Linked DNA regions of Mus musculus: regions 1, 2, 4, 5 and 6 are each linked to region 3. A link is a loop called in an ENCODE intact Hi-C map of the cell type or tissue named here. Cell type or tissue: heart. All regions are shown on one strand. Links, peaks and the distances in the headings refer to the core of each region. The heading gives the core; the rest is flanking DNA.

Region 1 (4,988 bases), core at 518-4,517, 150 kb after region 3:
TCTTAGTCATGTCTCAAATCCATTTATATTGTTAGGATAGGTAGACAGCAGTAGTTGCAAAAGCCAGAAATCAAAAAACTAAGATACATGAATTATCCTAAACCTTACAATTGAAAATAAATATTACCAGTCTTTAGTGTATTGTTTAACTCCTCTTTTTAGTATTAATTGCACACTGAGAACTTTTAAAACTATGAATGCCGGGGCCTAGCAAACACAGAAGTGGATGCTCACAGTCAGCTATTGGATGGGTCACAGGGTCCCCAATGGAGGAGCTAGAGAAAGTACCCAAGGAGCTAAAGGGATCTGCAACCCTATAGGTGGAACAACATCATGAACTAACCAGTATCCCGGAGCACTTGACTCTAGCTGCATATGTATCAAAAGATGGCCTAGTCTGCCATCACAGGAAAGAGAGGCCCATTGGACTTGCAAACTTTATATGCCCCAGTACAGGGGAATGCCAGGGCCAAAAAGTGGGGGTGGGTGGGTGGGAGAGTATGGGGGACTTTTGGGATAGCATTGGAAATGTAAATGAGGAAAATACCTAATTAAAAAAAAGAAAAAGAAATAATTAAAAAAACTATGAATGCCTATGTCCCAGTCCATTAATCAGAAGAGCATGGGACGGAGGTGGCCTTTTAAGTTTCTCAGGTAATTCTAGTATGCCACTCTAGGAGAGAGCTACTCACTTTGATTATGTTATTTCCAGTTAGGCTTTCTTTAAAGTGAAGTGAGATTGGACCTTTGGAAGCTATCTGAGTTGGAACATACGTCACTCTTCCACAGTCGCCTTGCCCTCTCCTAACTGGGCAGGGTTTTAATACATATTCTTGAATTAGTTCTCCAAAACATTTAATTTTTGTGTTTATACAGTTTTGCTCACGCTGGCCTCAAATTTGCGATCCTCCTGCCTCAGCATGCTGAGATGTCTTAGCTTCCACATTTTCATAGATTTGCATGATGTTTTAATTATGTTATTATAGATACCCAGATATGACCCAGAAATGGGCAACTGTGTGGGGGCATAAACAGTTGGAGAAGCACACTGTTTCAAGCAAGCCAGTGTGTTGTACTAGATACTAGCTAACCTTGAGTATCCAGGACACTGGATATTGATCATGTATGTAATCTAGTGGGTCACTTGAACCATTTAGCATCTTTCCCATCCCATCTGGTACCACAAATACCCTGTCCCTTCTAGGCAGCCGTTATTCTTGTCTCCCACTCTTTCCATTCATTTTCATTAAGTTGCTTGTTCACTTTTAAGTCAGCTATCGCACTGCCTTCATTAAGTCAGGAAGACTTATAAAACAGAGATCTGAAGGTGACCTCTTGGCATTGGTGTGTGCAAGTGTGACATTGGGCATACATTTTTAAGTTACACATTTTGGAAAGTCTGACTCATAAAAAAAAAAGATTGATTTGTGTGTGTCTGTGTTTGTGTTTACTACGTACAATAAAGCCCATGAAAACCAGAGGGCTTTGGATCCCCTGAAACTGGAGTTACAGGTGGCTATAAGTCACCTAATATGGGTGCTTGGAACTGAGCCCGTGCTGAGCCACCTCTCCAGCCCAAAGCTCTATGATTTTTATCTGATTCTCAAAGAAGTTGATGATGTAAAAAGTTTAGAAGCACCTAAGTTAAACATCACAAAAGTCCTTAAGGCCTTTAACACTCACTAGACTCGCCAGACAGACCTGAGGCAGTATTTCAGATCTTTGAATAAAGACTTAGGAATTGAGCAGGATCATATCCAGTTTTCTGCTTTATCTTCTGTTTTAGTACAAGCCTATGTTCAACTGAACGTTCCAAAGTCCTTTTTTTTCCTACCATAGAATGGACAACATCTAAATTTCAAGTCTAGGCTGCTTGGCCTTTCTGTCTGTCTGAGGATGTTAGAAATCAAAGGGAGAGAAAAGTGTCACAAGTGTATTTTTTTTTAAAGATTTATTTATTTATTATATGTAAGTACACTGTAGCTGTCTTCAGACACACCAGAAGAGGGAATCAGATCTTGTTACAGATGGTTGTGAGCCACCATGTGGTTGCTGGGATTTGAACTAAGGACCTTTGGAAGAGCAGTCGGGTGCTCTTACCCACTGAGCCATCTCACCAGCCCCCACAAGTGTATTTTTTAAGTTAACGACTATGCAGAATAATATATCTGGCATCTGGAATAAGGATGCAGTTGTGATTATTCATAATAGGCTTTACCACTACCATCTCTGCCCAGGTAGAAACACTCCAGTTTTGATTCTTTCTCTATCCAGTCCAAAATGGAGACACAGAAACTGTTAAGAACACTGGTCTATCCTCCTTGTCACTCTTGTTTTTGAGACAGTCTCTTTCCATTGTGCCATTGTGGCTGGCCCCTACTCGTCATTCTTATGAGCCATCCTGGTTGTAGTGTGCTCCTGATTGAAAGACAGATTCTTCCAGAGAATCACCAGCTACAAGGAGAAGTCTTGATTCTAGCTGGGTGTAGTGGCACACACCTTCAGTCTCAGCACTTGGGAGACATTATGCCGCATGTCTATAGCCCTTTTTTTCTTTTTTCCATTTTATTTTACATTTATGGATGTTTTGTTGCACTTATGTCTGTTCGGTACATGCATGCAATGCTCACAGAGGCCAGAAGAGGGCATCAGGTGTCCTGGACCTGGAGTCACAGATGGTTGTGAGCCACCTTGTAGATGTTAGAACTGAACCTGTGTCCTCTGAAGAGCAGCCAGGCACTCTTAAGCACTGAGTATTCTCTCCAACACTTAATATATTTTTTTCAAAGCAGCAAAATCCATTCTGAAATTGTTTCAAAACCTCCAAATACAGCATATAAAATCATGGGGCTGGAGCTGTATGTAGCTTATTGTTAAAATGCTTGGCCACCGACTCCTGCCCAGTTTAGACTTCCCAGGTAAGGGTACCCTTTTCTTTGATAAGAAACTAAGCCTTAGGTGAAATAACTTGGCTAAGGACAAATAGCATTCTAGAAAGCAGGGAGGCTGCAGTTAACCTCAAGTCTGCTATAGACCAAACCTTTATCTCCCAAAGCTGCTGTTTCTGACTGTATAATGCCTAGCACACTACAGATGCCCGATGACAACATGCGGCTTTTCTGTAAGCACAGCCTTCTTTACAGAGGAAGAAAATGGAGCGAAGAGTCATTAGGGTTTCAGTGACTTACCCAGAGCTAGATGCTAAGTGGCAGGAGCTTGGAATTCATAAGCTGCCTCCTCACCGGTAAAATGCCCTTCAAGTACAATCCTTTTAGGATCTGCATGGCTTCTGGCCTGCTAGGTTTGATTGTCAGAAGCTGTGGCAAGCTAACACCAGGACGAATGATCAGTGTTGTAATCCTCAAGCCTCTAGGGGGCCGGCTCAGCGGTTAGGAGCACTTGCTGCTCTTGCAGAGGACCTGGGTTCGATTCCCTCACCCACATGGCGGCTCCCAACCAACTGCAAGTCCACTTCCAGGAGTTCTGATGCCCTCTTCTGATCTTTGAGGGCACCAAGCACACACATGGTGGATATGTACATGCAGATCAAAGTTACAAAATAAAATCTCAAAATACTTTTATAGAGTAAAATAAAGCCCCTAAGCCCCCACCTTTTGGAGCACTTGCCTAGGCTAGAGAAGGTCTCCAAAGAAGTGACCACAGTATACACTGTCTTTGTGGACTCGAAATCTGTCAGTTAGTAGCATTTAAGTAGGAGTCTTATCCTATCCTGGACAGACAAGAAGTAATATAAACACCAGTGGGATTTCTCCGAGAATATAATGTGACGTGATAAAGTATTTCTAATACCTAAGGAGGGAGCTGAATTACAGTGTTACAGAATGGGGTGGAGATGGCTCAGTGGTTAAGAGCACCCACTGCTCTTCCAAAGATACCAAGTTCAATTCCCAGCAACCACATGGTTCACAACCATCTGTAATGGGATCTGATGCCCTCTTCTGGTGTGTCTAAAGGAAGCAACAGTGTACTCATATAAATAAAATAAAATGAATTTAAAAAATACTAAAAAAAGAAGTTACAGAATATTCAGAGAACAGATTTTTGCCAGGCATTGAGGAATGAATAGGTCCCCTTCCCACAACCCTGGGAGCTGTTTAGTGAGCCTGTCCAGCTGGTTTTGAGGAGAAAGCTGGACTGAAGAGATAAGAACAGGAGCCCTTTTGCCCTTTGTGGAGTAGGCTATTAATGGGGAAGGGGTCATCTCTGGGCTCTGTAGGCTGAGCTGTGAGAGGTGACAAAGACCCAGGGAGGGGACTAACCTTTACTAAGCCCTCTCCACAAGATCTAGCACAAGGGGAATAAGGTTCTTTTATACCAAGGTTTCCTCCTGGGATGGGAAAGTCCCTCTAGAGTTTAGGGCTTTAATGTCCTATGAACAGTTTCCTGTTCCCAGTACCCGGCACCACAAAAACGGGGTGGGCATTTTTTAGGGCTGGGCAGAGTACCCCACCCTGTTTTGTTGTTACTTGCTCTTTGTGTGTTTTGAGACAGTTTTAGGTAGTTCGGGCTGTCCTTGAACTCCTGGTCCTACTGACTGTCTCCCAAGTGCTGGGATCATGGGTTTGTACTCCTGTGCCTGGCTTGATCGGCTGTTTACCTGTCTCCATGTTCTGGAAGTAATCCGAGATTATTAAGCATTAAAGAGTGGTCAATCTGAGATTTCAGCATGAGGTTTTGTGGTTAAGTACAGTCTGAGTACTGTTCCATGAACTTGAAGGTGAGAGTTGACTGATAGTTGTCAGAAGCAAAACTGAAGTTGGAACAGTAAAGGCTGTGGGAGGATAACTTTTTCCTCAGCCTCTAAAGACAGATTTTTGTCATGTGGCTTAGGGTCATTTTTATCCAAGCTTCTATGTATGGACCTTGTGTTTAATACAAAGAATACAGGAATTACAGCAGGTTCTGATGACTTGACAAGATTGTGAAAATTTTGAAATGATTTAGGCATTTTAGGAGCAATACAACAT
Region 2 (4,988 bases), core at 634-4,633, 110 kb after region 3:
GAAATGCTCAGTAGATACTTGTTTGAGAAGTGCTTTTCAATAAGCCTAGAGAAGGAAAAGGGCACGGGAACTTCACCAGTTGATGTATCTTTTTTTTTTTTCTTTTGATGTAGCTCCAGCTATCCCAGAACTTACTATGTAGACCAGCCTAGCCTTAAACTCACAGAGAACCATCTGTCTTTGCCTTCTGAGTGCTGGGATTAAAGCTATATATCAGCATGCCTAGCAGATATGGTGAATTTTCTTAGTGTTTATGGTGAGACTGTGATTGATGGAAGATAAGCCAAAACAACCCAGTACTTGTTAAGGCAGAACTTCTCGAACCTGATTGGTATTAGAAAAACACATACCCGGCCATGGTAGTGCACACCTTTCGTCCCAGCACTTAGGAAGCAGAGGCAGGTAGATCTCGGTGAGTTTGAGGCCAGCCTGGTCTACTTAGTGAGTCCCAGGACAGTCACAGCTACATTGTGAAATCCTGTCTGTCTCAAAAACAAAACAGATCTCCAAATCAAGCCGGGGGCGCTAGTGCACAGCTTTAGTCACAACACTAAAGAGGCAGAGGCAGGCAGATCTCCTTGAGTTGGAAGCCAGCCTGGTCTACAGAGTGAGTTCCAGGACAGCCAGGGCTACATGGAGAAACCCTGTCTCAAAAGCAAACAAAAACATAACATAACAAACAAACAAAAACAAGACAAGAAATTATCCCCCCCCCAGAACCCCTTTTTTCTTTATGTGCCCTCCCTCCACAACAGAACGCCGGTCACACACGTCCTCCTGCTCTTCAGCTCACCACGATGATGAACAGGAATAAACTACCGAGACTGGGGTTGTCTAAGAATGACAATTGTCTTTCCACGCTCCTGCCTCTAAAGCACAGGGAAGGAAATGGAAACCGAGGTTGAGGGGAAGGGGATATCACTGTTTTAACTGTCTTGTCCAGGACAAGAGCCACCCACAACATGAACCGGCATTTAGGCACATACTCAATGGCAGGCACACTAAGAGTGCTCGGGGAGCTTGCAGTTTAGTGGGAGACAGGAATAAAACTGTTTAAAAGAGGACTTTACTGTTCTGACCAAAGCTCCAAGGCCGTGGTACCTGGTTACACTTTGAATGAAGTTCATGGCTCCAGGCTGGACTCCAACTCAAGTAGATCTGCCTGCCTCTGCCTCTTTAGTGTTGTGACTAAAGCTGTGCACTAGCCCCCCTGGCTTGAATTGGAGATCTGTTTTGTTTTTGAGACAGGATTTCACTTACATCATTTCCCCCTTCCATTTCCTCTTTCCAGCCTCTCTCATATAGCCCCCAGCTCTCAAATGCTGGCTTTTGTTGTTGTCTTTGTTTTTTTTCGAGACAGGGTTTCTCTTTGTAGCCCTGGCTGCCTGGAACTCACTCTGTAGACCAGGCTGGCCTTGAACTCAGAAATCCAAATCCGCCTGCCTCTGCCTCCCAAGTGCTGGGATTAAAGGTGTGCGCCACCATTGCCCGGCAATGTTGGCTTTCTTAATGTTAGATACACACACGTTTAAATACGTTAAGTACAACCTTCTCAGACTTTTGTTTTATTGTTGTTGTTGTTTTTTTAAGATTTATTTTATGTGAGAACACTATAGTTGGTTTTTAGGCATACCAGAAGAGGGTATCAGATCCCATTACAGATGGTTGTGAGCCACCATGTGGTTGCTGGGAATTGAACTCAGAACCTTTGGAAGAGCAGTCGGTGCTCTTAACCACTGAGCCATCTCTCCAGCCCAACCTTCTTGGTCTTAAGTGTTACTTGTATGCATATGATTTTAGGTCTGACCACTTCGTATTGGATAACCAATTAGGGTGCTGATCCCAGGGAAACCCATTTCTCCCACTCTCGGCATTCCTTAGTTGCCTGTAGTTCTTTATCTAGGCCTGGGTCCCCATGAAATTCACCGCTTCCATGTTAGTGTGTCTATTGGTGTCATACTTGTTCATATCTTATTCAGATAGCCATTTGGTTGAGGTAGTATCATACATGGGTGAAGTTTCCATACCATTTCTAGGAGACACAGTCTCACAACTGATTTCCTGATCCATCTGGTCCTTACTGTCTTTCTGCCCCATCTGTGTGATATTCCCTGAGCTTTGTAGGAACTGTGTTGTGTAGATAGATCCACTGGGTTTGGGCATCCCACAAACACGTTTTCTGCGTTTTGATCGGTTGTGATTTTCTGTAACGGTCTCTTGTTAAAAAGAACACTTTGTCACCCTAACTGGTATAATTTCATTTACACTATATATGTATTATGGCTTTTTCATCATCATTTTGACCTCTCCTCAGTTACACCATGTTCATGATTTTGACAGAGATGTTAGGCTAGCCATAAGCCTTACTAAGGCTCTAGCGAATACTTGCTGAGGCCAGAGAATCAGTGTAAATCATACATGAAAACACTACAAGTTCAACTGGAATGCCTATCAGATGCATGATACAAATGTGGCAGACAGTATGGCTAGGGTATGGTAAGGGAAAGGCCTTACTTAGTTCTGGGTTTGTGCTTATTGGTGGTACCACACATCTTTTTAGCAACAAGGACAAATGAGTTGCCCAGTTAGTAAAAGAATGGAGAAAATAACAAACATGATAGAGTAGAATGGAGTGGACATAAAAGAATTAAGACCACAGAGGGGTCAAAAAAACCACTCATCTGCCAGGTATGGTGGTGCACATCTGAAATCCCAGCACTTGGAAGGCAGAGGTCGGAGAATCTGAGTTCCAAACCAGCCTGGGCTTGACACAGTTCAACTATCTCAAAATCAAACATCCAAAAGAGTTCACAAAGACTAATTTGTTCTGGGAGTGGTGGTACATACCTTAAAACGTGGCAATCAGAGGTTAAAGTAGGCAGATCTCATGAGTTCTAAGTCAGTTTGGTCTCCACATGGATCAGGTCCTGGCCTTCCAAGACTACAAGTGAGACCTGTCTCAAAACAACTTCTAGGGATCTTTCAGAACTAACCAATTAGTGCCCCCTAGTGGATACGCGAGACCAGAGCAGTATTCATTTGTAACAATTTCAGTGTTTCACAATCACTGTTGGGTTCTTCTGTTTTTGAGAGTCTCACTATGTAGCTCTGGCTGTCCTGGAACTATGTAGTCCAGGCTGCCCTGGAATTTAAAGAGATCTACCAGCCTCTGCCTCCCAAGTGCTGGGCTTAAAGGCAAGCATCACATCTCACTTTCTCATTTTTGACGACCAAACCAGATAGCCAGTGGGTAAACACCCATGCTATGGAACATGACAAGGATTTGATCCCCAGAACTTCACAAAGTAGTCCTCTTGACATGTCTCCTGTCCTCTTAACAAAACAGAAAGAAAAACAAGTCCTCATACTGTCTAGTTCAGATCTATAAGCAATTAGTTCTCTTGCCGTGAGGTTAGTCCTATGTCAATCACCACACTCAAGCTCCTATTATTCTAATACTGAATTGTAGACTGCTTCCTGTTAACCAGCCTCTGCAGAAGTATCCAGAGATCATATATTTTAGCTTTATCTCAAGAAAGGGACTTAAACAAGAGGTAGTACAATGGTTAAATGCAAAAATACACTGGTTAACACTCTTGTTAACACAAGAAACATGAGAGGCAGCCGGGCGTGGTGACACACACCTTTAAGCCAAAAAAGGAAGAAGGAAGGAAGGAAGGAAGGAAGGAAGGAAGGAAGGAAGGAAGGAAGGAAGGAAGGAAGGAAGGAAGGAAAGGAAGAAAGGAAGAAAGAAAGGAAGAAAGGAAGAAAGAAAAAGAAAGAAAGAAAGAAAGAAAGAAAGAAAGAAAGAAAGAAAGAAAGAAAGAAAGAAAGAAAGAAAGGAAAGAAAAAACAAAAGAGGCTTTAGAGCCTCATGGAACAGCTTGGTTCTCAAGGGGATGAGACCAAGTCATCAGCAGAACTAGCAATGGCAGGATGGATATCCTGAGGCTGGAGTACATCCTGGGTTAGAGTAATGGTTCAGTGGTTAAGAGCAGTGACTGCTCTTCCAGAATACCCAGATCTGGTTTCCAGCCCTTACCAGCTCCACAAATTCTTACATCTCTTTTTGGCCTCCACAGGATGGGCAAATACAGTATGGTACACACAGGCACAACTCACTAATAAAATCAATAGTCTCTTCTTGACAACACAAGTCTTACGTTAGGTAATATAGTACCCAAGATTTTAGTCAGAACTTACAATATAAAACTGTAACCCCCCTCCCGGCCTGCAATTTAGACAAGCAATTCCACCTTCAATTTCCACCTCTGGAGTGCTAAGATTAAAGGTGACAGTAAGCCTGCTCACAGGGGGGTCATAAGTTGTCCTTGTTTTGCATGAGTCCATCTTGAGACATCAGGGTTAATAAGACCCAAATTTAGAAATTAGTCCATTTGCACTCACCTGAGCAGTTTTCAGTTGTCTCGCTATATAGCCCTGCCCGCCCTGTAACTATGTAGACCAGGATGGCCTCAAACTCAAGAGATCCGCCTGCCTGTATCCCAGCACTGCTACAACGGCCACTCTTGAGGGCCGTTTTTTTTCTGCTCAAGATCAATCAATCATCCTCAACTGAATACATTATAGTTAGCTCTACCTTCTACCTTAATGTACAAATGTAACCCTCTCTCAAACACCAATCCTCCCCCCATACTAAAAAACATCCAAAGGGCCAATTTTTTCATAAAACAACTTTATTCATGACACATTATTTAAAAAAAAAAATCCCATCCCCTGGAAATGAGTTAAAAAAAAACAAAAAAACAAAAGCCACCCCCACCACCCTGTTCCCACTTCCTCCCATTCCCTCCAAATAAAAGGGAAAAAAAAGGTAAAGAAAAAAACAAAACAAAACAAAACCACCTGAAAAACAAAAACACCCCCAAACTCCCCAAAACAAAGTAGTGCATTTCCCCAAGGGTAAGGGGAATTTACACTGGAGCCGCTGGGAGCGAGATCTTCCGGCTACAGAAACCTGCAAAGAA
Region 3 (4,988 bases), core at 593-4,592:
TCCTGACTTCTGTAAAATGACTGCCACTACTCCTATCTAGTCTTCTGGTCTGCAATTCTTGCCAGACTCCTGTACAGAACCCACACATTACCCCTTTTAGATGAAGCTCTAACTCTTAGGACATACACCACATAACAAACCTACAGTAAAAACCAAACCAAACCAGCAAGCACATCATATGAGGAGGTCCTCCCTCTTCAAGTACCCCCCCCTTAAGATTTACAGTTATTTATGTGTATGTACATTCACACGGCACATGTGTATGGGATGCCCGAGCTAGAATTGTGGGTCATGTAGACACGAGTGCTGGGATCCAAGTGGTTACGTCACCTGGACGGGTGACGTAACCACGGAGCTGGCCCTCCAGCCTGTGCAGGAGCCCTTACCTTCTCTGTAGAATACGTTCCAGCTCGAACTTTTGTCGTCAGTGCTTGGATTTGTGCAGTGACAGCCATCACCTGAAATTAGCCAAGTTAAACCCGAATAGCTCACCCGACCACAAGTAATGTCTATGAACAGTGAAGGATAAATACTAGATAATGCCGCCTAAAAAATGATCTGAAACGCTGTTGCTGAACACCACTGAACTGAGCGTTTCCAACAGTTCTCCAAGAGGCAGAGAAAACATCGTCATGGTGCTGTCTAAAGATGAGGGAGGGGGTCATTAAGAAACCAAGTGAAGGGGGTGAGGAGCCCGACAGTGGCGATGAGGGCTGTGACTTTTGTTGTTTGTGGGGTTGTTTTTGTTTTTTGAGATAGGGTTTGTCTATGAAGCCCAGGTTGTTCTGGAACTCACTATACACTCCAAGCTGACCTTGAACTCACAGAGATCCACCTGCCTCTGCCTCCTAAGTGCTGGGTTTAAAGGTGTGCACCATAAACAGGCCAAGGAGTGTAATTTTATCTGTACCACTAGAACTTACTATGTAAATGCATATTAAGTGGCACTTATAGCCACTATTTTGACAGATTGTCAACATCTGTTTTCTTAGTTATTATTTAAATAAAGGAGTTTGGGTATAACTTAAAAAAAGTTTTCTGGGGGGTGGCTGCAATCGGAATGTAAAGTGACTAAATAAAATAAATAAATAAGTAAGTGAATGGGGGAAAAACAGCTTTCTGTATTTCTTTGGGAGCTGAATGAATTATTTTGAACTTTCATGAAGCGCATATAAGGCTTTTATTTTACACCTAAGATAATTTTGTAGTATTCGAATCATCAAAGTGTGTGGATGAGACTTATGAAGTCAAAGTTAATCCCTGACTGATTTATTCTAAAAGACATACATACTCACCTGCTCCTGGAGGTTTTTCAAAAGTGTTATCGAACTTGACACGTCTGACTCCAGCACCTCCTACAGATAGGAGGGGACAGTTAAAGGTGATCAATTTCTTACTTTAGGCGATGATGATTGCAGAACGTACTGCCTATCAAACTCCCTCCTTTCCTTCAAAACAGTCGCGACTTTTGGGTCGTTTTCCCCCCGCACAGGGGCAGGCAGCCTCGGCACACAGCCAGTCTCCTCCCACCACACCCCCCCCAATTTACTGGAAAAGACCGGAGATTTCATCGCCAAACTTTACGGCTGCCTTTGCCCCAGCCACATTGTACATGTGACGCTAGCTCTGCTCGGAACATTGTCCCACCTTAAGGCCGGGTCACCGCCCGCCATGGTCACGAGACTCTCCCTACAAAGCTCATTCTGAAGAGTAATTTGGGGTTAGCCTCCTGTCCGGAACCAGCCAACCTGCAGCGTCTGACCCTCCCTCTCATCTGACATACGATACCGCTGTGTCAGAGTGAGCGCATCCCTGAGACAACTCTCATCACTCTCATCATCCATGGTGCCAACGGTTTGCCTCGATCCGTGGAGGCGAAAGGAAACTTTCACAGATTCCTTCCTTTCCGGGAAGAAGCAAGGAGACAGAACTCACCGGAGCCGCCATCTTCGCAAAGCCCACCCTTTCCGGGCCCGAACTTCCTAGGAGCTAGCGTGAGTTCATAGTTTTGATAGACAATCACAGTTTGCAAATTTCAGCCAATGGAAGTAAGAGATCTTTCATTTCCGCTAATCGGAGAGGCGGGACCTCACCTAGCCAATGAAATAAAGAAACTCCCTGAATGTGTCAAACGCAGAGGCGTTCTTAAGGCGTAAAGGTGGGCGGGGACAGAAGCATGTGATTCGTGATTTACAGAGAATGATGGATGCTAATTCCAATAAATATTGTGCAGATTATTGATTGACAGCTAGTGCAACCAGTAGAAAAAAGAAATTAGTTATGCAGCCCGAGAGCTCATTGGCTCCCAGATGCCGCAGAGACAGTCTTTCCACGGCGTTTTCCGTGTAGTGCCAAAACAGACCGCAGGGTGGCGGCTTCCGTCCGTTCTCTGATGCGGCAGGGTTGCTGGGCCGCCATTGGCCCCAGGACTTCCAAGTGCGCCTTTCCTGGTTCTGTGACTGTCCTTGAACAACAGTGGAGCCCTTTTCATCCGTAATTTGGATGGTTGGGATGGAGGAGCGGGAACCCAAGGTTCAGAAACCGTCGGCCGCATCACCGGCCAACCCTCCCCGTGCACGCCTAGGACTCTGCGCAAAGGCCGCATTGCGCCCTGCATTCCTCTCGAGGGAAAAATCGACAGGCGAGGAACCGGCTCAACCTGCGTGCCTTTCTCACTGCTCCACTCGTCCACCGCAGAACGTGGTTAAAACCCTGGCTGTGCATATTTCCTTTGTCCCCGTCATCTTTTCTCAGTATCTTCCAACACGCCCACTCCCTCGCCTCTCACGGGCTGGAGGATTAGGTGGGAGTTATAACTCCCACTCTCCGTCTGCATTACACAATACAGCGCTAGAAAGGTCCTCCTGGCTCGGAGTTTCCTCGCGCAACAGAAGAGCAGACCTGAGCCGGGAAATCCAAAGTGTAGCTTTGGCCTTTAATCCCAGATCTCTTTAGTCAAGAGACAAGCAGAGCTCCATGAGTTTCAAGCCAGTCTGGTCTACATTGTGAGATCCCATCTCAATAAACAAAATGAAAACGGGGCTGGAGCGATGGCTCAGTCAGTGGCCAAGAGCACATATTATTCTTGCAGATGACCAACGTTCCATTCCCAGCACCCAGACAAGACAGCTCACAACTACCTTTAACTCCAGCCCCAGGGGAATTTTAGTTCCTTCTGACTTCCCTATATACAGACATAGGCATACATAAAAGTGATTGTTTTTTTGTTTTTTGTTTTTTGTTTTTTTTTTTTAAGCAAAAAAGAGTAATCCTTTTTCTATCTTGAATTCTGGGTGAAACATTCTAGTTTCTACCTATTTGGGAACTACATAAAATGGGACAGAGGGTTTGCCTGTGATATTTATTTGCTGTTTAAGGTTCATTGGGAGGCGCAGAGCACTGTAAGAACCTACAAGAGTTTTGGTATTTTTCTGTCTTTTAAAAAAAAAAGTTTATTTATTATATGTGTGCGGCACGCTTGTGAAGATCAAATGGGAGTTGGATCTCCTTCCACTATGTGAGTCCTGGAAATAGAACTCAGTTGGTCAGCCTAGTGGGCAAGCGCCTTGACCTGGAGCCATCTTGTCAGCACTTTTCATGTATTTATTAGGATTTTCTTGTGAAACTTCTGTTTTAACACTATTTTTTGGAACTTGAAGTTTGTCATATGTGTTATAGACAAACGATTACAATATCTGAGAAAATAAATAATACTTCCTTTTAAAGAAAAGATTTATTTATTTTATGTATTGAGTACGCTGTCACTGCCTTCAGACACACCAGAAGAGGGCATCAGGTCCCATTACAGATGGTTGTGAGCCACCACGTGGTTGCTGGGAATTGAACTCAGGGCATCTGGAAGAGCAGTCAGTGCTCTTAACTGCTGGTACTGCCTTATTTTTTTTTTATCATTAAAATACCAATAACCTTGGCGAGATGGCTCAGCTGTTAAGAGCACTGGTTGCTCTTCCAGAGGTCCTCAGTTCAGTTCCCAGCACCCATGGCAGCTCACAACTGTCTGTAACTCCAGTTCCAGGGGATCTGACACCCTCATACAAATCCATAGTAGATAAAGTTAAAAAAAAATGAAGAAGGGGAAAAAATTAAAAATACCAATCACCTTGTATGTTACAAGAAATATGAGAGCTAACAATGCAATAAATCTTTCTAAAGTTATTTCAGATTCAGCCAGCAATCAAGAACACAAGAGCATTAAATTTGTCTGTTTTGTCTTTTGTTGTTTTCAACAGCTCCAGATGCTGCTGAGCACTCAGCACATTTACAAGTATACACTGAGCAAAGATAAAACTTTTTTAGGAATACAAATTTAATTGCAGTTTTAATTATTAACATTTAGCATTTTTGAAAGTTTCATGAGTACATATTTACATGATTTCACCCCCTATTCTCCCTCCTCCAACTGCTCCTGTGGCCTCTCTCTATCTCAACATCATGATTTCTTCTTGTTTCACACACACACACACACACACACACACACACACACACACACACACACATGCAGGCAGGTAGATAAGTAGATTTGTCTAAATAAATGCAATGTGCTGAGTCTATTCAGTGTTGCTTATGTGTTTAGGGATATATATTGTGCTGGTTCGTTTTTTTGTCGATGTGACACATAGGGTTACCTGGAAAGAGGGAACCTCAATTGAGAAAATGCCTTCATAAGATCGGCCTGTACACAAGTCTGAATAATGATAGATGTGGCATTTACCAAGTGGTCCTGGCTTATATAAGAAAATGAGATGAACAAGCCATGGATGGAGCCGGTCAGCATCAGTCCTCCATATTTTCTGTTCTAGTTCCTGCTGTCAGGTTCCTGTCCTAATTTCCCTCAGTGATGCAGTGTGATCTTAGAGTGGTAAGATGAAATAAACTATTTCTTCCCCGAGTTGCTGTTGGTCAGGCTGTGCATCACAGCAACAGGAAGCAAACTAGAGCTTATGTGTTTAGGGATGGGCACTCGGGTT
Region 4 (4,988 bases), core at 448-4,447, 170 kb after region 3:
CCACATGGTAGAAGGAGAGAACCAGTTCTCAAAAGTTGTCCTTTGGGGGCTGGTGAGATGGCTCAGTGGGTAAGAGCACCCGACTGTTCTTCCGAAGGTCCAGAGTTCAAATCCCAGCAACCACATGGTGGCTCACAGCCATCTGTAACAAGATCTGACTCCCTCTTCTGGAGTGTCTGAAGACAGCCACAGTGTACTTACATATAATAAATAAGTAAATCTTTAAAAAAAAAAAAGTTGTCCTTTGACTTCTACACGGACACTGTGGCTCATTTGTACCCACATACATATACACACTAAATAAATTAGTAAACGTAATTAAAACATTTTCCTTGGGGGCAGGTGTTGAGACAGAGTCTTTCTATGTATCTTTGGTTATCCTGGAATTCTATGTAGATCAGGCTGGCCTGGAACTCAGAAATCAACCTGCCTCTGCCTCAAAGTGCTGGGATTAAAGGTGTGTGCTAGCATACCCAGCTAATAATCATGTTTTAAAGTGAGGCGGGTAGTAATTGAGGAAGATATCCAAAGTTAACCTCTGGACTACATAAAAGACAAAAATCCACTTTACTGGTGATCAAGTCATGGCTTTATGTCACCTATGCATTCTACCAGCTGGGCCACGTGCCCTCTCCCTGGCAAAGAGTCTTAAAAGTAGCAAGAGAGAAGTCACTCATCACAAATAATACTCAGCAAGATTAGCGTTGACTTTCTCATCAGACACACCAGGGACTAGAGAACACTCCAAGTTCCCAAAGATTATCAACCAGAAGGAAACTTATATCCAATAATACGATCTTTCAAAACTGAAGGAGGAATTAAAATATTCCTATATAAACAAAAATTTAGACAGTGAACTTATCACTCTCAAACTTGCCTTATAAGAAATACTAAATGGAGTCTTTCAGGCTGAAATGAAAGGACACTAATTAGTAACTCAAATGCAGAAAAGGTAATTATATAGGTAAATACAACAAAAGACAGTTTAAGTGCATTTTTCTTGGTAGCTTCTCCCCATCAGATTTAAAAGACAATTGTATAATGCAGTAACTTAAAATTTGTGTTGCTGAGTATATAATTTAACAAAACTATGACATTTTGGTAAGTATTGATGTTAAATGTGGTACTAACTTAAACCAGGTTTTTATAAATTATGTTAGCTGTAATCTCAAAACAGTTTTGAATATGGTAAAGGACATAATGAGATCTAAAGTGCTACACTAGAAAACAATCAACTTAACACAAAGGAAGGCAGTAATAAAGGAATTAACAACAAAATGATGACATTTATAAAAGAAATAGCAAAATGGCAGTTTTTTCTTATTAGCAATTAGAGCAATTATAAATGTGTTAAAGTTTCCAATTAAAAAGCAGAAAATCAGAGCTAATGCTACGTAAGCTGGAGACCCAGATCCAACCCCTAGAAACCACCTAAGGGAGGAAGAGAACCAGCTCCACAAAGTTGTCTTCTTACGTCCACATAGATGCCATGGTTTGGTATGCAGTCATGTGTACACATACTAAGTTAGAAGAAAAATTTACATAAAATCAAAACAAGCTGGGAATAGAGCACAGTGGTAGACATTTGCTGAGTATGCATTTGATCTCCAGCACTGATTGAAAAGAAGAAAAAAATGAAGGAAAGCAGAAAGCAAGCAAGGAAAGAGAGAAGGGAGGAAGGAAAGAAGAAAAAGACTGTGAATTTATCTCAGTGGGAGTATGCTTGAGTCCCCAGATTCAATCCCCAGCCCATTATACACAGGGCCTTCCATGAAGAAAGCAAACAAGAAAACCCTAGTGGCTGCACTAGTAACAGACAAAACAAGACTTTAAAAACATTGTTACTACAAACAAAGCCCATGTTTTACCTTTAATGCAGAGTAAGAAAACAAGCAAACACCTTTCAGGTTATAAGCTGCTACTTTATGTGCTAGTGAGATGGCTGAGTAGTAAAGCACTTGCTCAAACCGAATGGCCTGAGTTTGATCCCTGGAACCCACACAAACGTGGACGGAGAGAAGTGACTCCACAGTTTTTCCTGACCTTCACATGTGTGTCATGGTGCAGGAAAGCAGAAATAAATCACATCGTACAGAAGACATTCAGTTTGTTAGCTTTCCTTTTAGACTTAATTTCTACTGCCATCTTGTGGCAATTTTGAAAATTCAAACTGCTTAAGTTATTCTGATCAGAGGTTTTTGGGTTTTTTTGTTTTTGTTTTTGTTTTTTTTTAAGTAGAGGTAGAGAAAGATAGAGACAGAGAGAGGTAGAGAGGTAGAAGGATGGGGGAGGGGGAGGGGGAGGGGGAGTGGGGGAGGGAGAGGGAGAGAGGGAGAGGGAGACTGAGAGACTGTTGTGCTATGGTACACATGTGAAGACCAGAAAACTTTTTAGTTGTTTCTCTCCTTCCATCTTTTTAAAAATTATTTATTTATTTTTATTTTATGGGCATTGGTCTTTTTGCCTGCATGTATGTCTGTGTGAAGATGTTGGTTGCCCTGGAACAGGAGTTACAGACAGTTGTGAGCTGCCATGTGGGTGCTGGGAATTGAATCTGGATCCTCTGGAAGAACAGCCAGTGCTCTTAACCACTGAGCCATCTCTCCATCTTTCTGTTTGTTGGGGGAACCAGACTTGGATTAGAAGGCTGTTACCCACTGAGCCATGCCTTTGATCAGGTTTTCAATGGCTATCGTCAACTTTTTATTTTCTCCCTCCCTGTTTCAGAAAAAACAAAAAACAAAAAACATTACTTGAAAAACTGTAATCCATGGTTGACTACCTGGAATCATTTTCTTTTCAGGAAAAAATTAAAACAGCATTATATTATGCATAGGACACTAGAAATTTCTGGTATCTGGCAGAACATACAGACTTCAGATACTTCCCCTACCCTCTCTCACCAGTGTAAGAGTCTCCAGGAGTGCTCCTTACGTGCAGACCTCTGCTTCCCTGACAGAAAAATAATGACCATTAATGACTCTACCCTGGTTTTCTATATTCCCAGCTCCCCATTGTTTCTCAGTAACAATTCATTCACACATGTATTATTCTCTCACATTGTGTGAATTGGTCTTAAGAGGGACCTATGCTCTTTTACTTCAAAAATGCCTGTGGCAGATACTGTGCATTCAATTCTTGAACACTTACACTACAGTCACCACTGTTAATTCTGTGTCATTTTCTAATATTGAGTATCCAAAATAGGCTCCATATGGCATGAAAAGATGTGCCAAAACCAATATAAATGTAAGATTATTGAATTACAGCCTTGCTTTTAGTAAGCATTAGAAACCTTAATATAGAAAAATAATATGATCATTACTTACCTGTTCCACGTGACCCATGCCAGCCACTGTGTAAGGGATGGACTCCATAGAAGAAGAGCGACTACATAAAATGAGACAAAACAAGAATGCAAACAAAACAAAAACAAACACAAAAATGGGTGTTACATTGACTTGGCAGTAATTCTCTTCAGTTCCACTTCGAGCCACCTCATTCATCTTCCAACTTTGTTAACAGTTACAATGTTCAATAATAGGCTTTCTACTCACCTGACTACTTGGCTGCTATGGTGGGAACTGGGTCGTGGAGCAACTGAAAGAGCACAAAGTGTAGGGAAAATTGCCGTTAGTATATACTCTGCCTCATCTGGCTAATTTGCTTTGAGCGGTTATCTGGCTATATCATGTAAAGTTAGCAAAATCATGTTATAGTCTCTGAGGAAAAAAACAACTTCCATATGAGGAAAAGATATTTACTCGTCTCACACAGATATCTGGAAAGAATTAGTTTTTGTTTTTCACCTGACTGTGATGGGGAAGTAATACCCACGGGTCGAGGTGTGGTTAACCTACAAGAAAACAAAAAGAAGGCAGCTTTGATCGCATGGATCAGAATTAGAGGTCACACTAGAGAGTCAATCAGTCATTGATTATAAAAACAGTAGCTTTGAAGCTGGAGAAAAGGCTGAGTGGTTAGAGCAGGGACCCCAGTTCATTTCTGAGCATCTATGTCTAGAAAAGAAAGAAAGAATGGAACAGCAGCTTCTCCTCTAAGCATAGAGTACTTCCTCCACTGCAGTAAAGCCATTGCCACAGCATTCAGAAGTCAAGGGACCTTGTGAGGCCCCTTTACTCTCCATTTCCCCAGTGGAACCTTCCTCTACTTTCTCATAGACTAATTCTGGAGTCTTTTCTTTCTTCCTTCTTACACTAGCATCTTACCAAATTTCTCAACTTTACATCTACTCATTCATTCATTCATTCATTCATTCATCCATCCATTCATCCATTCATCCAGCCAGCTAGCTAGCCATTCAACAAACATATCTATGTTCTATACCTTAAGACTAAAACAATTAGCTATGAGTGATTCACAGGCTACTAAGAGAGAAGGTAAGACTCAGGCCTGGATAGATACCATCCAGTGGTAGAGTGCTTCCTTAGTAAGCCTTGAGATTTGACTTGCCAGGACCACAAAGGAAAAACCAAGCAAATCCAAGCACAACAATGGTTGTGTATTATAATGCATATATAAAAATAAAAAAATTGAAATACTGATAGTAACCTCTGTAACTTCAGGAGTGCTATGTCTTTTTAATACATTCACCATTAAAAATATTTAGTAGTTGGTAGGGCACAGACTGTCTGTCTGCTGTTGTGCACAGTCACAGTACTTAGTAGTATTGCTGAATGAATATTTATTGAATGAACAAATTCCAACTCCATTTGATAAAGTCATTATGGAGAAAGTAATATATGTTGGATTCTTGAAGGATTAGTAGAAATGTATAAGACAATAATCAAGGGTGGGCATTACAATCAATATTTCACTTCAGAGCTGAGCATGGTGGCACATGTAATTCTAGTTACTTAGGACGCTGAGTCAAGATCACTAGTTCAAAACCAAACTAGGTAACTTTGTGAGGCTGTTTAGTAAAAAGAGGACTGGAAGGGTGGGGTGAGGAGCCATGGTGGTATGTA
Region 5 (4,988 bases), core at 641-4,640, 330 kb after region 3:
TGGCAATTTCATAGGTGACAGACACCTGAACGTCTTGGTTTGAATGATTTGGGGGCAGAGGTTCCTGTACCAAGAGAAGAGTAATTATTTTCAGTTACCTCGAGTCTTAGAGAAAAATCTCGCAGGCCTCAAATTCAAGATTCTCCTGCCTCAGCCTTGAAGTGTTGTTGGTGTTACAGACTGCAGGCATGCCACCTACCTATAGTCTCTCTCCCCACATCCCTTCTGATTTTATAGTCAGTCTGAACTGTGAAGTGTCACCACAGCACTTCTGTGATGCTAGCGATTCACTTTCTACTCTCCAGAACCCGTGCATCAAGTGACCTGAAACCACCTGTAGCTTCAGCTCCTGATCTGAACTTTGAACTCTGTGAGACAGGCACATACCCATAGACAGACACACATATACACAAAATAATAAAAACAAGCCAGATGGTGGGGAAGCCCTTAATCCCAGCACTTGGGAGGCACTCACAAGCAATCTCTAGTTCATAGCCAGCCTGGTCTACAGAATGAGTTCTAACACAGCTAGGGCTACACAGAGAAACCCTGTCTTGAAAAGAACCAAACACATAATAAGGAAAGGCAAGCAGCTGAGGCAACCTGGGTAGTAAAGAAAGAAATGATCAAAACCCACACAGAAAACACATCTTGCTTGCTCTCTCTCTAAAATTAAAGTGTGCAGCTTTTTAAACTTTGGTACAAGCAACTGGCCCTAACAGTTTGTTCCACAGTTACACAAGTGTGTGTGTGTTGGAGAGACATGATGCAAGAACCCTCTGTGCAATGCGTACACAGTCTCTGAAATCTGTTTTAAAAAATTTATGTTCTATGACCCCCTTATTAAATTCTGTACCACACCAGTAAACTTTAGAGCAGGCTAAGTCTTGTCTCAAATAAGGTAGCAGAAAATCAGAAGCCACACTAACTTTTTTCAGGTTCTGAAAAAAAAAATGCCTTTGCTTTCTTGACTTGGCCTAAAAAGTGTGCTATTGATGCACATCTCTGAACAGTTTTCCTTAATGGTTTATACCTGCAAGTGCCACTGACTTTGCATTATGTGTGCAAATGTAAGCCAACTTATTCCAAAATGTTTCCGTCCTACAGTTTGTTTCTCCAACAACGAAAACCTTCACCTCTCTATGACCGTAATTACTACTGCTGTTCCTACCTCTTCAAGTTGGAAGATTTGTATCGACAAAGAATAGAATCCCTAAACGTAAGTTCTAAGTCCCGGTTCAGGGTGACTGCCAGTTTCAAAGTGGCTCTACAGGGAGAAGTTTCTCCTAAAACTTCTCTTTTTCAGAGAAAGGTAATTTTTAACCCAGGGTCTTGCTACATGGCTTCCATGGTTATTGTCATTAATAAACTCAAAAGACCTGATTTTTCTTTTTCCCACGTAGGAAGCCGCAGGTCTCTCATTCCTTAGCCCCACAGGACAAAGTATTTCTTACACAGAATGGCCGGGATATAGAAGATGGAAGCAGGAGGGGTCCCCAAAAACCTGCAGACACCAAGTCTCATCTGGCCTAGGAGAGACTTCTTTTCCTCTTACCTTCCTTTTCCCCTTGGAAGACGCCCAGAGATCACAAGAGTCCTTCAGCTCCTGCTCCAACTCTCCGAGCCTCTTCCATGTTTCCTGAAAACCCGAAGCAGAGCCAGCCCCCAGTAACCCACGCACTTCCGGTCCGGAACCAGCCCCAAATACCCAAGTGCCCCAGCGCCCCGGCCCCCAGGTCCGGAGATAGCCGAATATCTCCGATTATGGGTATGCCAGATTCGAGGGCTTCCGAAGAGATTCGATTCAAAGCCCCGGCAAGCCGAAAACAAACGAGCCTGAAAGCCAGATGGGAGGGGCCAGCCGCTAGGTAGATGGAAAAAGCCGATTGGTACCGATGTGGGGACGGAAACGACCGAACAGCTCCGGAGAAACCCGGGGAATTCTGAGCGGTAATAGAGGGGTAGACTATGGCAGTGGGCGGGGCCAATCCGGTCCGTTCGAAGGGCGTTGGCGGAAATTACCGAAGATGCCCGAAGCCGTCGGGACGGACCCGAGTACCTCACGCAAGATGGCGGAGCTGGAGGAGGTGACTCTGGACGGGAAGCCTCTTCAGGCTCTGCGGGTGACCGACCTGAAGGCCGCACTGGAGCAGCGAGGCCTAGCCAAGAGCGGGCAGAAGAGTGCCCTGGTCAAGCGGCTCAAAGGGGTGAGAAGTCAGCGTTGCCGAGGTGTCGGAGGGGAGCGGACCCGGTAGAGACGAGTCTCCGCCGCGGCGCAGGCGCAGTGTCCGGGCTCGGCGCGAGCTCTCTCAGGCCGCCAGCGCGAGCCTGCAGATCCACGCGCACGGTGGTTGGTGTGGCTGGCGCTGGGATAGAGATAACGCCGGTTCCCGCCTTAACGGCAGCGGCGCGAGCCCAAAATGGGAGGGTGCGCGCTACTCTCCCGGAGTGTCTTAAGCTCCTTCCTTCTTCCCCCACCCCCTCCTTGTTTGTGTCTGTGTTGTCGGCGCATGCGCTGCAGAAGGAGTTAAATCCCTCTACAACCACCGGTGTGGCTGGCCTTAAGGGGGCGAGCAGGGCTGGGTCCGAGTTAGGGATACAGTTGGGCGGATGGGGTTGCTGTCTATGTCTGCAATAGGACATTTGTGATAGGGTAAAAAATGTCCGCTCGACTAGATTAAGTGAAAGGAAACCTTGATAGAAAGACTTGGTCAGAGACGGCTGTCTAATTTATAGGGAATCGAGCAGCAGTCTGGATAAGTATTTGGTGGCTATTGGTACGAGAGGTGAGACAGATTACTTTAGGCTGGGGATTTTGTGTCGGTTTGAGTAGTGAGGGTGAGCTTGTCGGGAGGTACACATACTGTGTATCGCTTTGGTGTAAATGGAGGGAAAGAAGGTGAGCTGAACTAGTGTTATTAGAGTTCATTAGCATACGTGACTCGTAATACTGATGGGGACTCTGGGTCAGTTCAGGGTTTGAGTTGACAGACCGTTGCTTATCCCGAAGCTGACAGTTTGTGGGTGGGTGTGGATTAGGTCAGACCACTGGTTACAAGGTCTGTGGTTAGTTTCCCTGTGAAATTTTTAATACATTTTATTTGTCCGGGTGTTACACTGCTGGAAGTTGTGCAAGTTCAGTTAAGTAGTTGTAGTTCTGAAAAACTAATCAAATAATAGTCAAATCCAAATTAGCCTCTTGTTGGTTTTATGTGATTTGAAACTTGTTCTGAGTACTTGGAATTTTTTTTTTGCCTGTATTACCGGATTTAGAAGTGGCTCCTAGTCAAAATTGCAGACAATAATAGAGATTCTAGTTCCGATTCTGTCATTTTTGCTGATTTTTGTGACATAGCCAGGTCACTGATTCTTTGTGTGCCTGTGTTTTACATTTGGGAGCAGTAACCATGGCTACCTTTAAGAGACTTATGAAGATGAATGAGAACAGTATTAATAAAGGGCTTTTAGTCTCGGTGAAAGGAATATAGTATAAATGTATATTTAAGTAATTGAATGAGAAGGCTGTGGGAGAGGTAGAGACCTGGATTGCGTTTTTGTTCCCCCTCCCGGTTTCTGATTTTTGCTCTTCTTTATACCAGGCTCTAATGCTAGAAAATTTACAAAAACACTCAACACCCCATGCTGCATTCCAGCCAAATTCACAGGTAAGAGAAAAGGTTTGTTTAGATAGAATGGGCTATTTGGAGACTATAGTAAGTAAATGGGAAGACATGGTGTTGTTTTCCTTGTCATCAGAAGCAGTATTTTCTTAAACTATTTTTATTGCAAGTGATCTCACACTAGACAGTTGATGTCTTTTTTTTTTTTTTAAGGTTTATTTTTATTTTATGTGTATGGGTGATTTGCCTCCCAAAGGGTCCCCACAGAGGCCAGAAGAGGATGTCAAATCCTCTGGAACTGGAGTTACAGACAGCCGTGAGCCACCATATGGGTGCAGAATTGAACCTGGGTCCTCTATAAAAGCAGCCAGGCCTCTTAACCATTGAGCCATCTCTCCAGCCCTCAGACAGTTGAATTCTAATCAACCTCAATTTTGTATAAAGACATGGAGTTTAAAAAAAGAAAAAGAATTTAAAAAATACAGTTTTATTTGAAAGAATTTGATACCTTATTAGTAACCCCCTAGTTCTAGGACTAACTGCTTAACAATCTGTAGTTTCTCTTAAACATCTTTAATACTTTGATTACTTAGGACAAGATACTTAACACTTGGAGTCCTTTGTTTCTTTACCTGTAATAGGAAGAGTAGTCTGACTTAGGTCATTGTTTTATAACTACTCTGCCGGTTTGTCTTAGGAAAAAAACTTTCTTCTAAGAGTTTGTGCATAAATGTTTTTGTTGTTGTTGTTATTGTTGTAAAGTTGAATCAGAGTATCTCTGTGTAGCCAGAATGGCTGAGCACTCAAGCTATTCTATCTTCAGACTCAGGGCAGTCCCCTGCCCAGCTTCCCTAGTGCTGGTGTAATGGGCTTGTGCTCCATCCCCCAGATTTCTACAAATGTTTTATTTTGAAGACATTATCGTATAGTTAAAAACAAAATACAAGTTTCTACACTATATCATCTTGTAGGGCGTTTTTCAGCTTTTAAACCCTTCATTTAGTGTGTCACACACTTAAAGGAAAATGCATTGGTGTGGGCCCAGGACACTGGAAAAGGTGCTTCCTGTTCCCTAATACCTCATTCAAATCTAGGCCCATCATCTAGTCAGCTCTGGGAGGTTACACAGCGTTAAAAGGCTACCTAACGGCCCGGAGAGATAGCTCAGTAGTCAAGAGTGCTTGTTGCTCAATGACTCAAACCAGAGCTCAAGATCTCAGCACTATATCAGATGGCTCACACACACCTGTAGCTCCAGTTCCATGGGATCTAATGTCTCCTCGGTTCCTGAGAACATGACTGAGCACACAAACACAAGCATGCACTCACAGATACATGTACATACACACATAAATGAAGCTGAGAAGA
Region 6 (4,988 bases), core at 485-4,484, 76 kb after region 3:
AGCGTGAGAGCTCACCTCAAAGACAAGAAAACAACAACCCCTCAATGAGTCCAAAGAACAGAGGCACTGAAAGCGAGCCAAGTCAGATCCAGGGGGATGGAAGTTTGCTGACGAGCTGGAAGCCAACCTTCCCCAGCTCGTCCTCTTAGCTGGCAGAAATTAAAGTTGCCCCGGGCCATGTGTTCTCTCCAAGATGATCTTTCCACTGGTACCCAAAGAGTCTCTGCACTGCTGGGGATGGATGCACAGGAAACTGCTGTGGGACACCCAGGAAACAGCTGAGACCACACTCGACCCAGCTCCTTAGATGGAGCCCACAGGGTACATCTTCCCACCCCAACATCTGCCCTAGCTCTGTGAGTCTGGCCTCACCATGAGGACATTCCAGGACTCAGGGACCAGATGATGCCAAGCCCAAAGCAATATGGGGTATGGACCAAATGGGGACAGTCTTCATTTTGTATCCTTCACATGGACATACATAGGTGCATGGACAGACCCACAGCTAGGCACAAGTCCAACTCTCTCTTTCCTCTCTCTCTCTCTGTGTGTGTGTGTGTGTGTGTGTGTGTATGTGTGTGTCTGTATGTGTGTCTGTGTGTGTGTCTATGTCTCTCTGTGTCTGTCTCTCTGTCTATCTGTCTATCTGTGTGCCTCTCTGTGTGTTTCTGTGTGTGTCTCTCTATGTCTGTCTATCTGTCTGTGTCTTTCTCTCTGTCTCTCTGCCTCTCTGTGTGTCTTTCTCAATGTCTGTCTCTGTCTGTCTCTCTATGTCTCTGTGTATGTCTCTCTCTATCTCTGTATCTTTCTCTATGTCTGTCTCTCTCTGTTTCTGTCTCTCTGTCTCTGTGTGTCTTTCTCTATATCTGTCTCTCTCTCTCTCTGTGTCTTTCTCTATGTCTGTCTCTGTCTGTCTCTGTCTCTATCTGTCTGTCTCTCTCTGTCTCTCTCTCTCTCTGTCTCTCTCCCCTTGGAGGACTAGACACACAGGTGCTCAGGGATGGAGCTGAGATCTCTGGCTGGAAAGCAAACCTTGCCGTCCTCTGGGCATTTGGACAAGGTTTTCCAGACCCTTTTCTACCCTTTAAAACCTACAATCTTCTCCCCACTTCCCCAGCCCAGCCTTTCCATCTCTCCTCTGAGACTCTGCCCACCCTACCTCCATCCTCCTGACCAAGGGCAGTCAATCATCTAGACTCAAGCATAGACTATGCAGGAAGCCGGAGAACCATGAACAGAATCCAGAGAAACCCAAAGTCCAGTAGGCTCCTTCCCTGGAATGACTGCCAGGCCCGATGGTGTAACAGAACACAACGATAGGAAGAGAGGAAACAGAAGGCAGGAAAATCAACTAAGAGAAGTATAGTCATCACAGGAAAGCATGTCACATTCCCCCAAGTTCAAGATCTGGGGGACAGTCAGAGCTCGCAGCCAGAGCCCGCGACAGAAAGGCTCATTGGAAGGAGGAAAGGCATTTCAGAAGAGTAAAGCATTAAAGAGAGGGGGCAAGAAGTCAGCTGGAACGGAGCCACACAGATGAACCATGGTGGGTCCCTCCAGCCAGGTGGGGAGGTAGACTATCAGGGACCAGGCCCTTTCTGTCTCAAACTCCTTTCCAAGTCGATTTGCCCTTTCAGGCCCAACCGTCACCTCTAAATCTCCGGTCCTGAGCATAGGCTCTGCAGACAGGAAACACTCAGCAAACGTGTTCTGAGAATGTGGCAAGCTAGGAAGGGGGCACACTGGCAAAGGGATGGGCCCCTTGTTTTCAGAGCTTCAAAAGGACTCAAAAAAGGATCAAGACAGTACTGTTCCAAGGTCAAGATGTTCTGGAGCCAGCTTTGCCTCCAGGAGGCCACTTCCCCCACAGTTAAGCCCCAGGTTTCTTTCCCGTAGAATGAGGGCACGTGACCAGCTCACACCTAAGGACTTTTCTTTCAGGTGCTGGTATTTTAGGAATTTCTCCTAAGACCTTTGGCACTCCTCTCCACTATGGTCTGCTGCCCAGCCCTCCCCATACCACAAGGGGGAGCTCTACACAAACCCCAGAAAAGGGCTGTAGCCGGTGTCTAACAGGTGTGTTAGACTGTTGCTTGGTAGATCAGGAAGGCCTAGACATCTCACTCCCGAACAGCCTGGCATATAGCATTTTGGTAATCTCACATTCCTCTGATGTGTCGGGCTGAGGTGCAAAAGTTTCAGTTTCCTCTATCTAAGCCGCCCCACCTCACCCCACAGAGGGATCTTGGCTCTCTAAAGCACGCTCCCATGAATAACTCTTTGGCTTCCTAGTCTGTATAAGGAAGAAGACCCACCACTAGGATTTGATTTTTTTTTTTTTAATTTGGGAGTAACTTGGAGGCCCAGCAACAACCTGCCCCAGCCTCCAGAACTTCACCAGTTCCCACAGGTGCCTGGGACTTCTCAAGCGCACATCTCTGAAAACGTGGAATATAGATGGTGGGTACTTGGGGTTCGGTGAATTCAAAGATGACAAAGATGGGCTCCACGGTTCCTTGTGTCTGGTCGTGGGAGCCAGGTAACCCTGGAATCACTGCTGGTCCCCTGTGGAGAGGCAGCAAGGCAGGGAAACCATGTATGCCTGTGGTATCTGGGACAAGAGGTAGGGACATCTCCTCTCTCAGGGCACAGACAACTCACCCTCAGTGGTACTGGGCATCAGCTCAGTTCGGTAGATCTTGAATGCATCATAGGCAAAGACGGAGACCAGGATGATGCCAAAAACCTATGGAGAGGGATGGGGGTGGGGCAGCAGAGGCCATCAGACTAGGAGAGGGAGAATGGGGACCAGAAGTGACAGAATGATGTATGAGCGGGCATACGATTTGTTTTAGGCACCAGAAATGTGCCAATGCCAGCCTCAAGTCCTGGGTGCTGGAGAGTGCTGTAGGAATGAACTCACAAAAGCAGCAATGGCAGCTCCCTCCCTCGAGGTCACAGCAGCAAAGGAGACCACCAGGAAGATGACGATGGCGCTGAGACACCGGAGGAAGTCCTGGGGAGCCAGAGGCAGGGGGAAGATGGTTCGGAGGATGCTGGAAGGGATCATTACCTGGAGATCTTCCAAACTAGTCAGCTTTCCCTATCTGGCCCTCAGAGACTGAATTCCTGCCTATTTTCCTGTCTGCTCCTCGGAGACTGAATTCCTGCCCAAGGATGCCTCCGGACATGTCAAATATTTCCAAGGAAGTGAGCTCAGAACCTTACCCAGAGAGGATGGAAGCAGATAAATCTAGATCAACCAGGAGGCAGAGGGGAGACCAGGAAACAGACCACATGGAGCGGGACTGAGCTAGGCCTTTTATGTGTGGGAGGACAGGTCTAAGGTCTGTACATACTCCTTGACAATCCCCCTTGACAAGGGCACACTCATGGGTGTCAAAAATTCACGTCTGAGCACAGGACACAACGCGAGTCAAAGCACAGCTCAGTTGTAGAAATGAAGGGGAGTCACAGGGCTATAGGAAAATTGGGCAAACAAGGAGAAGGAAGAGACCAGGATGGGGGTGGGAGAGGCAACGTTCCTCACCAGACAAGGCCAGTTGAGCCTATCGAAGCGCTGGTAGTACTGCGTGGCGCAGAGGAAGAGGAAGGCCAGTGTGATGAGGAACTCTAGCAACGCTGCAGCCATGTAGGCAGAGATGGAGGCCGTGAAGCAAATGAAGATGATGAAGGTCAGGGCCTGCAGGACCAAGTACGGGGAGCTTTCTGAGGAGACACATGCGTAGGCCAGGCCATGGTTTGCCTGTGGTTAGGGGGCTCCTCTTCTCAGCTGGTACTTCTACCCCAGCCTCACTGAGAAGGAAGAGTTCTCAGTGAAGACACAGAAGTGACTCATCCCTAGTGTCAGGGACCATCAAGGGCATCTCCATCCTCCCACTCCTGCTATCCCAGGAATCTCAGCAACTCCATCAGTTTGGTATCCGCAGAGCCCCAGGGAAGTCCCCGGGGGACACAGAACACAAGGTACACACCAGCCCACAGTACCTCTGCCCTACAAAGCTTTCCCTATTCCTGATGGCTAAAAGTCAGATGCCAAGAGCAGATTCCATGCTGAGAGAGGCTTAGAAGGCAGGATCTTGCTAACTTATAGACCGGCAGATAGGAACGACAGCCTGGGTGAGCACTGTGATCTTGCTCAGTAACCAGGGCAAGCCTGAGACTAGATGGCAATGGGCCACTACTGACAGATAAAGTGTGGCTGCCGGAGATCTGCCCTCTTGGATACTTAAACTTAGACATGTCAAGAAGTAGCCTTCCGGCCCATTGGACACGCAAACTTTATATGCCCCAGTACAGGGGAACGCCAGGGCCATAAAAGGGGAGTGGGTGGGTAGGGGAGAGGGGGTGGGTGGCTATGGGGGACTTTTGGTATAGCATTGCAAATGTAAATGAGCGAAATACCTAATAAAAAATGGAAAAAAAAAAAAAAAAAAAAAAAAAAAAAAAAAAAGAAGTAGCCTTCCTAGAAGCTGGAGGGAAACAGACTGGCCTTCTTCCTGTGCTTCCTCTTCCTCTTCCCACCCTCACCCCAGCTCACTCCCTCAGTATCCTCGAAAGCTATCTTTCCATCTAACTTCCGTCTTGCGGTGAATGATGCATGCTAAGACTGCCTCCAGATAGAGAAGCGGCCGGAAAGCTGGGAGTTGCAGGAGGTAAAGCCTGTGAGTGGAACGACAGAAAACCTGAGAAGGGGGGTGGAAAATGGTGAGCACAGGAGGCCAGCCCAGAGTCATGCCAGGGGGCTGGGATGGGAGAGGTGGGGGCACGAGGTTGGGGAAGGCAGCTGTTACCAGCTCAGTTTCCAGCAGGATGCCTTTGAGGGAAGACAGGAAGGTCTTGTCCACTCCGAAGCCCTGGAGCCCTGCAGCTGCTCCTTCCTCTGGGGGCCGTTCCCGGCGATCCCAAGCACTGAACATCTCTGTGAGGCTCACGGGACACAGACTCTCCCTCACCAGATTCCCAGC

What was found. A loop is a pair of places that touch in the nucleus more often than their neighbours do. Peaks named below come from ENCODE experiments on the same cell type or tissue, not always from the same donor. Only the 100,000 strongest peaks of a DNase experiment are listed, where the experiment ranks them.
Region 1: a loop joins it to region 3, with 4 times the contacts of the local background. A loop is called at or near these places in 2 of 42 quality-filtered maps.
Region 2: a loop joins it to region 3, with 5 times the contacts of the local background. A loop is called at or near these places in 33 of 42 quality-filtered maps.
Region 4: a loop joins it to region 3, with 10 times the contacts of the local background. A loop is called at or near these places in 25 of 42 quality-filtered maps.
Region 5: it touches region 3 in a loop (3-fold over the local background); 2 of 42 quality-filtered maps call a loop at or near these places.
Region 6: it touches region 3 in a loop (5-fold over the local background); 10 of 42 quality-filtered maps call a loop at or near these places.

What each region holds. Positions count from the first base shown.
Region 1 is chr14:54,858,358-54,863,345 of GRCm38, reverse strand. The region is part of intron 1 of Homez (homeodomain leucine zipper-encoding gene); the gene reads left to right. Among named protein-coding and RNA genes, the nearest start is that of Homez, 3.3 kb to the left of the region's middle. In heart, for the core only: a CTCF peak has its summit at 2,633 (motif pointing right); no DNase peak of the experiment used is centred there.
Region 2 is chr14:54,898,616-54,903,603 of GRCm38, reverse strand. Pabpn1 (poly(A) binding protein, nuclear 1) reads right to left here. Exons shown (of 7, transcript NM_019402.2): 7 at 4,677-4,988. Among named protein-coding and RNA genes, the nearest start is that of Pabpn1, 7.0 kb to the right of the region's middle. In heart, for the core only: a CTCF peak has its summit at 3,021 (motif pointing left); a DNase peak (open chromatin) is centred at 3,093.
Region 3 is chr14:55,012,536-55,017,523 of GRCm38, reverse strand. It overlaps Ngdn (neuroguidin, EIF4E binding protein), which reads right to left and starts at 2,070. Exons shown (of 11, transcript NM_026890.2): 1 at 1,936-2,070; 2 at 1,296-1,355; 3 at 387-458. The coding sequence starts at 1,947. In heart, for the core only: a CTCF peak has its summit at 2,366; a DNase peak (open chromatin) is centred at 2,173; H3K4me3 peaks cover 2,145 bases; H3K27ac peaks cover 2,342 bases.
Region 4 is chr14:54,840,751-54,845,738 of GRCm38, reverse strand. It overlaps Rnf212b (ring finger protein 212B), which reads right to left. Exons shown (of 15, transcript NM_001370899.1): 8 at 3,810-3,856; 9 at 3,558-3,600; 10 at 3,330-3,390; 11 at 2,904-2,952. Among named protein-coding and RNA genes, the nearest start is that of Homez, 21 kb to the left of the region's middle. In heart, for the core only: a CTCF peak has its summit at 2,139 (motif pointing left); no DNase peak of the experiment used is centred there; H3K27me3 peaks cover 261 bases.
Region 5 is chr14:54,683,688-54,688,675 of GRCm38, reverse strand. It overlaps Acin1 (apoptotic chromatin condensation inducer 1), which reads left to right and starts at 1,745. Exons shown (of 19, transcript NM_023190.3): 1 at 1,745-2,207; 2 at 3,600-3,665. The coding sequence starts at 1,896. It overlaps 1700123O20Rik (RIKEN cDNA 1700123O20 gene), which reads right to left and starts at 2,505. Exons shown (of 2, transcript NM_021437.2): 1 at 1,556-2,505. In heart, for the core only: a CTCF peak has its summit at 2,563; DNase peaks (open chromatin) are centred at 1,885 and 2,465; H3K4me3 peaks cover 3,063 bases; H3K27ac peaks cover 2,435 bases.
Region 6 is chr14:54,936,610-54,941,597 of GRCm38, reverse strand. Cmtm5 (CKLF-like MARVEL transmembrane domain containing 5) reads right to left here. Exons shown (of 5, transcript NM_026066.2): 1 at 4,815-4,988; 2 at 3,551-3,703; 3 at 2,924-3,016; 4 at 2,662-2,746; 5 at 2,321-2,565. The coding sequence starts at 4,940. The coding sequence ends at 2,552. Among named protein-coding and RNA genes, the nearest start is that of Cmtm5, 2.6 kb to the right of the region's middle. In heart, for the core only: a CTCF peak has its summit at 2,020 (motif pointing right); DNase peaks (open chromatin) are centred at 1,223, 1,353, 2,037 and 2,807; H3K27ac peaks cover 310 bases.